2 separate regions of the Homo sapiens genome follow, and region 2 is linked to region 1. A link is an interaction called in ENCODE POLR2A ChIA-PET data of the cell type or tissue named here. Cell type or tissue: CD4-positive, alpha-beta T cell. All regions are shown on one strand. Links, peaks and the distances in the headings refer to the core of each region. The heading gives the core; the rest is flanking DNA.

Region 1 (5,372 bases), core at 122-5,121:
AAGAAAGGACTGCAGCCTGCTGACATCTTGGTCTTAGGCAGGTGAGACCCTGAACCACATCTCTGACCTCTAGAGCTGTAGGATAATTTGCGTCGTTAAATAAATGCTAGCTAGTGACGGCAACCATGGGAAATTAACACAAGGTGGGAGCTTTCCCGGTTCTGAGCGGGAGGAGGGGGCGTGGCCTGATCAGGTGTTCGCTCGCGCCCTCTGGAGGCTGCGGAGGGAACAGGCTTCAGGGCCAGGCTGGAGACCTGAGCAAGGGTAGAGGGAACTGCACAGTCCAGGTGAGGGATGCTGGGCTGGACCAGGTGAGGGATGCTGGGCTGGACCAAGTGAGGGCCGGGGAGGTGGGGAAGAAATGAAGTCCGAGGTTTGAACGTGGATGGAAAGAGAAAAAAAGAGAGGACTCCAGCGGGGCACGGTGGCTCACGCCTGTAATCCCAGCACTTTGGGAGGCCAAGGTGGGAGAATCACTTGAGGTCAGGAGTTCGAGACCAGCCTGGCCAACACAGTGAAACACCGTCTGTACCAAAAATACAAAAAATAGCCAGGTGTGGTGCTGCACGCCTGTAGTCCCAGCTACTCAGGAGGCTGAGACAGCAGACTTGCTCGAACCCGGGAGGCGGAGGTTGCAGTGAGCCTAGACTATGCCATTGCACTCCAGCCTGGAAGACAGAGTAAGACTCCATCTAAAAAAAAAAAAAAAAGAGAGAGAGGACTCGAGTCAAGGATGACCAGAAGCCTCTGAGCTGGGAACTTGGAGTCTCCTGTTCCCTCCACCCCAACTCCACTAGTCCCTACCTCCCCTTGGCCTCACCTGCCAGCAGTTGTCCCAGGCGGAGGCCACATGCTTCCCTCTCCTCTGAGGCCTTGCCCCTGCCTGTGACCTCTCACTTGTCATATCTGCTGTCTCTGTTCTCAAGACAGGAAGTCAGATGGGAGTTGAAGACGGCTGGGACCTGTGAGTCCCCAGGCCCCCAGAGGGATTCCGGATTTGAGAGTCGGCCTCCTCCCTCCCATCCAAGCCCAGCCCTGCCAAATCAGCTCCCAGCTCACTCCCTGGTCTGCACCTCTTTCTCTGTCTCTTTCTCTCTCTGGAATTTTCATTCTCTTTTTGGTAACCGAATTATCCCATCTCCACCTCTCACTGGGGGCCGCCCGCAGAGGCGTGGGCGAGGAGGGGCCCGGGTCGCAGCGCGAGATATTAAACCATCAATCACCCGCCAACGCCGACTCCCCCGCACCAGGACCCTCCATTGGCTCCACCTGGAAGCAGACCAGCTCCAGTGCAGGCCTGGAGGCCTGGGGACCCCATCAAAATGGGAGGCCTTGGAAGAATCTCACAGGCCCTGCATCTACCTGGGCAGGTGCCTGGGTGCAGATCGGCCTGGCTCAATGCACAGACAAGGTGTCCTGGGTTCAAATCCACAAGCTACTTCTTATCCACACGTGGGAGCCACTGCATTGTTCTGTGTCTTGGTTTCACCACCTGTAAAATGGTGATAACAGCCGGGCATGGTGGCTCATGCCTGTAATCCCAGCACTTTGGGAGGCTGCGGCAGGCAGATCACCTGAGGTCAGGACTTCGAGACCAGCCTGGCCAACATGGCAAATATATAAAAATCTCTACTAAAAATATAAAAATTAGCCAGGTGTGGTGGTGTGCCCCTGTAATCCCAGCTACTTGGGAGGCTGAAGCAGTAGAATCACTTGAACCCAGGAGTCAGAGGTTGCAGTGAGCCGAGATTGCACTACTGCACTCCAGCCTGGGGGACAGAGCGAGACTCCGTATTTAAAAAAAAAAAATGGTGGTAACATTTTCTACATCATTGGGGTTCACTGTCAGGATTAAACCAGTTAAGGCAGATGGCAATATCTGGCTGATAGTAAGTCCTGTCTAGGATTTGCTGCTAGAATGATTTTCCTTCAAGATTGGGGGGGGGTCATTCACTTGTGAAAGAAATCCAAGATTCTGGCTTTTGAGGGGACTTAATGGGGTTCATACTTGTGTCACCTCACAGCTGCTGCCTTGTATAGGTTGGAATTGGATTTTTTTTTTTTTTGAGATGGAGTCTCGCTCTGTCACCCAGGCTAGAGTGCAGTGCACAATCTTGGCTCACTGCAACCTCCGCCTCCCAGGTTCAAGGAATTCTCCTGCCTCAGCCTCCCGAGTAGCTGGGACTACAGGCACGTGCCACCATGCCCAGCTAATTTTTTTTTTATTTTTAGTAGAGACGGGGTTTCACCATCTTGGCCAGGCTGGTCTTGAACTCCTGACCTTGTGATCCACCTGCCTCGGCCTCCCAAAGTGCTGAGATTACAGGCGTGAGCCACCGCGCCCGGCCAGAATTGGATTTTTTTGTTTTTTGTTTTTGAGACAAAGTCTTGCTCTGTCACCCAGGGTGAAGTGCCGTGTGGTATGATCATGGCTCACTGCAGCCTCAACCTTCTGGATTTAAGCGATCCTTCCACCTCAGCCTCTTGAGTAGTTAGGATTACAGACATGAGCCGCCCCACCCAGGTCTAGGGGAAAAAAAATTAAAGGCTCTTTCAGAACCTTAACTAGGGCCAAGCAACGCATATTTCAAGGCACTCAATTCACAAAACAAGGTCTCAGTGCTTTGCACAGGCTGTTCCCCCTGCCTAAAATGCTGTTCCCTCAGCCAGCCACGTGACTCCTCCTTGCCTGCTTCTGGGTTTGCGGCAATGTCCCCTCCTCAGTGAGGTGACTTTGCAAAAATTGCACCCAGGGCCCCTGCCCGCCCCCACCCCTCCCAGCTGTATTTCCCTCCATAGCATGCATCCCATTTTGCATACCGTATGCAGTGCTTGTGGGGTTTGTCTGTTCATCCCACTGGAGTGTTAAACCCAGGGCAAGGTTCATTCATTCACTGCCCAGCACGGCACCTGGCATGAAATAAACACCCAGTAAATACTTGTTGAGTGAATGCATGAACAAATTCCATTCAGCTGCTCCCAGAGGACCCCACAGGCTGCAGCCAGCTCAAAGCTGCTCTGGCTGGGCCGGTCAGCAATCTTGGGTTTCCTGGAGGTGGGTGGAGGGGGTATCACTGGATGTGTTCAGAGATGCAGCTGGTTCACTATCAACTTTGTGTGGACTTTTCCCTTTTTCTTTGAGGCTGGATCTCACTCTGTCACACAGGCTGGTGTGCAGTGGCGTGATCACAGCTCACTGCAGCCTCCACTCCAGCGATCCTCCCACCTCAGCCTCCTGAGTAGCTGGGACCACAGTTGTGCGCCACCATGCCTGGGTAATTTTTGTATTTTTCATAGAGACAGGGATTCACCATGTTGCCCAAGCTGGTCTTGAACTGAGCTCAAGCAATCTGCCTGCCTGGGCCTCTCAAAGCATTGGGATTACAGGCGTGAGCCACAACGCCCAGCCAGGTGTTTATTTTCTCATTATTTATTTATTGTAGAGATGGGGGCCTCCCTATGCTGCTTAGGCTGGTCTTCAGGTCCTGGGTGATCCTTCTGTCTTGGCCTCCCAAAGTGCTGGGATTACAGGCATGAGCCATGGCGCCCGGCCTTGTGTAGATCTTTAAAAGGTACCCCTTCCATGCTGGGTGCCGTGGCTCATGCCTGTAATCCCAATACTTTGAAAGGCTGAGGTGGGCAGCTCACCTGAGGTCAGGAGTTCGAGACCAGCCTGGCCAACATGGTGAAACCTCGTCTCTATTAAAAATACAAAAATTAGCTGGGCGTGGTGGCGGGCACCTGTAATCTCAGCTACTCGGGAGGCTGAGGCAGGAGAATTGCTGGAACCTGGGAGGCAGAGGTTGCAGTGAGCCAAGATCGCACCATTGCACTCCAGCCCAGGCAATAACAGTGAGACTCCATCTCAAAAAATAAAATAAAATAAAATAAAATAAAATAAAATAAAATAAAATAAAATAAAATAAAATAAAATAAATAAAAGGTACCTCTTCCTCTGGGCAGATGCAATGTGTGGTGAGGGGAACAGACGACGTCAGCTTCTGCTCTAGCTTCTGTCTGGTATGCTTGTGCAGTGTGCAACTTGCACAACTGTTCTTGGCAGTACTGCTCCTGTCCCCCATCTCTTGAGTAGCTCAGAAGGTGAGGGGCGCTGTGAAGACCAAGTAACCAGAGGCTGGACCTCTACACCCAGGTGTTTAGAGGGCCAAACCCCAACCTCTGTGCCCAGCTCATTGCTGGTGAAAAATCTGCCAAGGAACTGGACTGTTCTGGGTGACACCCCAAAGACTCCCCTCCTGGTATCCCCAGCAGTGTCTCCCTTGCTCCTCCAGACTAGGGGTGCCCTCGCCTTCCCCAGCCCCCTCTGCACGTTTCCACCCAGCCAGGAGTCCCACACTTGCCTGCTTCTCCCAACCTTCTCTCTCTCTCTCTCCAGCACAGTGGCTATTTTTATTTTTCCTTCTTATTAAATTTCCAACTTCTGCAAACACCATGGCCCCTGCCTCGCCGCGCCCCCCCCCCTTCCCTTAGGGCGGATTTGATTCACTTGCGTTTTATTAACAGATTAAAAAAAAAAAACCTGCAGCTGCCACCACAATGTGACTTTCTCCGCTTTCCTGGAGGTTTAGGGAACCGAGGAGAACTGGGCTACAGGATCTCTCTCTGGGTTTAAATTCGCCCTCCTCCCCACTCCCAGGGACCTTTCCATCATAGCCTGAGCGGCGAGGTCGGGAAGGGGCTGCGGAATGAGGTTGGATGTCGTTCTGGGTTTAGGGGGGAATGGGATGGGTGTCAGGCCTGATGCGGTTCCCCCAGCCAGGGCCTCGTCCCAAGGCGGAACTGGAAATTAAAAAAAAAAAAAAAAAAAAAAGGCAATCCGTTGGGAAGCCCCGCCCCCGCCCCCGCCTCCCCCCCCCACAGACCCTGGGTGCTAAACTCTTCGGGTGGGAGGGGCAGCCTCGGGGGTGTGGGCTTAGAGTTGGCGCCTCCCACACAGAGCTGGGGTCGCCCCTACCCTCTCTCCCTTAGGATGGCTGGCAGGGGGCCTTGGGAAGGTTTGCCGCCTGCCCAAGCCCGGCTCGCTCAGTTTTCTTTCCTCCTTAGGACATTCTGATTCCGGTGCTGACTCCCAGACCTGAGAGCAAATTGCTCCTTCATGCCCCGGGGTGTTTTCCTCCCCCCAAGTCTTTTTTTTTGTCAGTCGCCCTGGCAACCAGGAACCCAGCTGCACTTTACTTCCCTGGGATACAGAATGGGGGTAGGGGGTGATGGGGAAACTAACTGGGTCGTTTAGGCCAGGACCTTCCTACCCTCCTCTTTGCCCCCTCTTAGTCCTCCACCCCTCCCCACACCACCTGGTCCAGCCTTGATTGACAAGAGGGCAGGTTGCCCCTGTCAGGGTTACCCATCTG
Region 2 (5,372 bases), core at 54-5,053, 230 kb after region 1:
TTCTTAGTGGTGGGCTCTTCAGCCATCACCTCATTCCTGGCAGCTAAAAGATTCCAGTGACAGCTGCCCCTGGGCAGACAGGGACTCCTGAAGAAGAAGACCATCCTCCTGCCTCCTGAGGCGGGAGGATCTCTTGAGCCCAGGAATTTGAGGCTGCAGGCAGCTATGATTGTGCCACTGCACTCCAGCCTGGGTGACAGTGAGACCCTCAGCCTCCCCATAAAAAAGTTACATAAATAACTATCAGGAGCATCATGGCGGATAGTTACATAAATAACTATCAGGAGCATCCAGCAGGCAGATCTGGTTCTCTTGGCCCACTCAATGATCTCTGAGGTAACTGCATCAGCAAGAACTCTGGACTAGAACTGGACAACCCGGGAGGATGGGGCTGAAATTCCCTAGACATCGAGAACCATACTTGAGCAGGGGTCCTGAAGCAATTATGGGGAGAGAGAACTTGATATTTTTTAAAAAGTTACTAGGCTGGGCACAGTGGCTCACGCCTGTCATCCCAGCATTCTGGGAAGGTGAGGTGGGAGGATCTTTTGAGGCCAGGAGTTCCAGCCTGGGCAACATAGTGAGACCCCATCTATACAAAAAATTAAAAATAAAAAAAATTAGCCGGGTGCAATGATGTGAGCCTGTAGTCCCAGCTACTCAGTGGACCAAGGTAGGAGGATAGCTTGAGCCCAGGAATTTGAGGCTGCAGTCAGCTATGATTGTGCCACTGCTCTCCAGCCTGGATGACAGTGAGATCCTGAACCTCCCCATAAAAAAATTATATAAATAACTATCAGGAGCATTATGGGGAAAAACTCAGAGCTTGTGACTTTATAAACTAGTATTTTATAATATAAATTTAATTTAGAATTACAAGTGCAGCAGCCTCCAAAGGCTTTAACATGGCTCTGGGTGGGCCTTTCTGGTTGTTCTAAAGTTTCTTGCCATAGGCCAGGCACGGTGACTCAACGCCTATAATCCCAGCACTTTGGGAGGCTGAGGCAGGTGGATCACCTGAGGTCAGGAGTTCGAGACCAGTCTGGCCAACGTGGTGAAACCCCGTCTCTACTAAAAATACAAAAATTAGTCGGGTGCGGTGGCAGGTGCCTGTAATCCCAGCTACGCTGGAGGCTGAGGCATGAGACTCGCTTCAACCCGAGAGGCAGAGGTTGCAGTGAGCCAAGATCGTGCCACTGTGCTCCAGACTGGGTGACAGAGTGAGAGTTTCAAAATAATAATAATAATAATAATAATAATAATAATAAAAGTTTCTTGACACACTGGAGGGGAACATTTTGCTAAAAACACTGCGGAAGGGATGTCTTTGTGCTTGGGGTCAGTGTTAGAGCTGGGAACTCTCCCCTCCTTGAGTAAGCCTGGGTCATGTTCAGGAAGTTTTGTTTGTTTGTTTTGAGATGGAGTTTCACTCTTGTAGCCCAGGCTGGAGTGCAGTGGCACGATCTCAGCTCACTGCAACCTCCGCCTCCTGGGTTCAAGTGATTCTCCTGCCTTAGCCTCCCAAGTAGCTAGGACTACAGGTGCTTGCGACCATGCCTGGCTAATTTTTGTAGTTTTAGTAGAGATGGGGTTTCACCATGTTGGCCAGGCTGGTCTTGAACTCCTGACCTCAGGTGATCAACACGCCTTGATCTCCCAAGGTGCTGGGATTACAGGCGTGAGCCACCACGCCCAGCCAGTTCGGGAAGTTTTAATTTTTTTTTTTTTAATCAGTTCTAGGAGCCAGGAAATTAAACAAACAAACAAACCCAGTAACTCTCTCCTAATGGACATGGTACTGTGACCTGAACACTCACTGAGAACTTCAGAATATTACTGAAAAAATGGCCTCTGCGTCAACTTCAGCAGATATTGGGCTCTTAACTTGGAAAAGCTGTTATAGTTGTTTGTTGTGTCAGCGTGGCTAAGCTCTAGAACCTAGTTATTCAACTAAACACTAATCTAGGTGTTGCTGTGAAGTTATTATGTTGATGCGGTTAGGTTAGCACGTCTACAGTTGCTTGACTTTAAAAACAGGACATGACCCTCAAGGATGTGAGGATGTAAGCGGGCCTCATCCAATCAGTCTAGAGACTTTAAAAAGCCAACACTGAGGCCGGGTGTGGTGGGTCACGCCTGTAATCCCAGCACTTTGGGAGGCTGAGGCAGGAGAATTACTTGAACCCAGGAGGCAGAGGTTGCAGTGAGCCAAGATCAGGCCGCTGCACTCCAGCCTGGTGACAGAGCAAGACTCTGTCTCGAAGAAAAAAAAAAAAAAAAAAAAGCCAACACTGAAAGCAAACACTGAGGTTTCCCGGCAGAAAAAGCATCAGCTCCTGCCTAAGTTTCCAGCCTGCTAGCCCACCCAGCAGATTTTGGTGTTGTCTAGCCAGCCCCCACAAGCATGTAAGCCAATTCCTTGAAATAAATCTCTGCACACAAACACAGACACACACACAGACACACACACACACACACACACACACACACACACACACACACACACACTCCTACTGGCTCTGGCTCTGTGTCTTTGGTAAAATCCTGACTGATACAGGAACTATGCAAGTGAGTCTGAGGACAGTTGCTTTAGTTCAAATCCTGGACCAACTGTTTCCTTATTTCCTACGTGTGTGATCTTCCACAGCCTGCTTGATCTCTGGGAGCATTAGGTCTGTCCTCCATAAATTGGAGATAAGAGTAGATTAGGCCGGGTGCGGTGGCTCATGCCTGTAATCCCAGCACTTTGGGAAGCTGAGGCGGGTGGATCACTTGAGGTCAGGAGTTTGAGACCAGCCTGTCCAACGTGGTGTCTCTACTAAAAACACAAAAATTAGCTGGGCATGGTGGCATGTGCCCATACTCCCAGCTACTCGGGAGGCTGAGGCAGGAGAATCGCTTGAACCTGGGAGGTGGAGGTTGCAGTGAGCCAAGATCACGCCACTGTACTCCAGCCTGGGCAACAGAGCCAGACTCTGTCTCGAAAAGAAAAGAAAAGAAAAGAGTAGATTTTACGCTGCTGGTGTTGCTATGTGGATGAAATTGAGAGGAAATGAACAGGAAGTGAACAGGAAATGAACATTATAATAACATTTTTATTTTTATTTTTGAGATGGAGTCTCACTCTGTCACCCAGGCTGGAGTGCAGTGGTGTGATCTCAGCTCACTGCAACTTCCGCCTCCTGGGTTCAAGCGATTCTCTGCCTCAGCCTCCTGAGTAGCTGGGATTATAGGTGCCTACCACCACACCTGGCTAATTTTTGTATTTTTAGTAGAGACTGGGTTTCACCATGTTGGCCAGGCTAATCTCGAACTCCTGATCTCATGATCCACCCACCTTGGCCTCCCAAAGTGCTGGGATTACAAGGGTTGAACCCTACACCCGGCCTTGTTTTTGTTTTTTTTTTTTTTTGAGATGGGGTCTCACACTGTCACCCATGCTGGAGCACAGTGGCACAATCTTGGCTCACTGCAACCTCCACCTCCCAGGTTCAAATGATCCTCCTGCCCCAGCCTCCTGAGTAGTTGGGATCACAGGTGCCTGCCACCATGCCCGGCTAATTTTTTGTATTATGGTTTTGGTAGAGATGGGGTTTTGCCATGTTGCTCAGGTTGGTCTCGAACACCTGAGCTCAGGTGATCCGCCGGCCTTGGCCTCCCCAAGTGTTGGGATTACAGGCATAAGCCACCATGTCTGGCCTATAATAACATCTAACACTGACATGGCCAAGCCTGTTCCAAGTACTCGATGAATATTAACTCATATACTTGTCACAACAGCCCTATGAGGTTGGGCTATCATTACACCCATTTTACAGGTGGGGAGATGGAGATTCTGAGAGGTCATGTGACTTCCCCAGGGTCACCCAGAGAGTAAAATGCTGAAGTGTTTAGCATACTGAGTGCTTACAGTAGACACTCAGCTTGTGTATAATGTGACTCAGATGATCATAAAGCCTTAATTTTAAGAAAATTGCATTACTCCTGTCTTCAGCTCTTCACCTGTTGAAAAAAAGACCTTCAGGCCAGGTGCGGTGGCTCACATCTGTAATCCCAGCACTTTTGGAGGCCAAGGCAGGAGGATCACTTGAGCCCAGGAGTTCCAGATCAGCCTGGCCCACATAGTGAGACCCCATATCTGCAAAGAATGACAAAGAAATAAGCTGGGCATGGTGGCACGTGCCAGCTACTTGGGAGGCTGAGGTGGGAGGATCACTTGAGCTCAGGAATTCCAAGCTGCAGTGAGCTATGAGTGTGCCACTGCACACTAGCCTGAGAGACAGTGAGACCCTGTCTCAAAAATAAATAAAAATCCAAATAAATTTGGAAAAGATCTTCAAGGCTGGGTGCGGTGGCTCATGCCTGTAATCTCAGCACTTTGGGAGGCTGAGGCAGGTGGATCCCTTGAAGTCAGGAGTTCGAGACCAGCCTGGCCAACATGGTGAAACCCCATCTCTATTAAAAATGCAAAAATTAGTCAGGCATGGTGGCGTGCACCTGTAATCCCAGCTATTTGGGAGGCTGAGGCAGGAGAATCACTTGAACCTAGGAGGTGGAGGTTGCAATGAGCCGAGATGGTGCCACTGCACTCCAGCCTGGACAACAGAGCGAGACTCGTTCTCAAAAAAAAAAGACCTTCAAAAAGCGCTATAGCCATATGAGCCAACAATCCCACTCCCAGTGGGATACCCATGTGAAATGAAAACCTTTGTTCATATATAAAAATTCATGGCTGGGTGCGGTGGCTCATGCCTGTAATCCCAGCACTTTGGGAGGCCGAGGCGGGAGGATCACAAGGTCAAGAGATGGAGACCATCCTGACCAACATGGTGAAATTCCGTCTGTACTAAAAACACAAAAATTAGCTGGGCATGGTGGTGCACACCTGTAACCCAGCTATTCGGGAGGCTGATGCAGGAGAATCGCTTGAACCCAGAAGGTGGAGGTTGCAGTGAGCCGAGATTGCGCCACTGCACTCCAGCCTGGGTGACAGAGCGAGACTCCATCTCAAAAATAAAAATAAAAAAGATACTATTATAATGTTCATTTCCTGGCTCCTCTCAATTTCATCAACATAGCAACACCAGCAGGGTAAAATCTACTTTTTTTGTTTTTTTTTTTGAGATGGAGTCTCATGAGCGAATGTTTGCTGAGGCTTTATTAGTTATTACCAACAGCAGTTAAACCCTAACTGTCCTTCAATGGATGAATGGATAAACAAATGGGATCCATCCACACAATGGAATACTATTCAGCTATAAAAAGGAATGAGCTACGGATACAAAAAAACAACATTACAGATGAACCTCATATGCATTATGTGGGTGAAAGAAGCCAGGCTCAAAAGGCTGCATGATTCCATTTCACTCAAC

The links. Peaks named below come from ENCODE experiments on the same cell type or tissue, not always from the same donor. Only the 100,000 strongest peaks of a DNase experiment are listed, where the experiment ranks them.
Region 2: POLR2A ChIA-PET joins it to region 1 with 5 read pairs; 3 of 35 experiments call an interaction of 5 or more read pairs at or near these places.

Annotation. Positions count from the first base shown.
Region 1 is chr19:14,288,807-14,294,178 of GRCh38, forward strand. No RefSeq gene overlaps it. Among named protein-coding and RNA genes, the nearest start is that of LINC01842, 42 kb to the right of the region's middle. In CD4-positive, alpha-beta T cell, for the core only: CTCF peaks have their summits at 278 and 481; a DNase peak (open chromatin) is centred at 145.
Region 2 is chr19:14,520,224-14,525,595 of GRCh38, forward strand. It overlaps a transcript of DNAJB1 not described here. Among named protein-coding and RNA genes, the nearest start is that of DNAJB1, 4.5 kb to the left of the region's middle. RefSeq lists an enhancer at 1-197. In CD4-positive, alpha-beta T cell, for the core only: no CTCF peak of the experiment used is centred there; DNase peaks (open chromatin) are centred at 2,018 and 3,028; H3K27ac peaks cover 4,159 bases.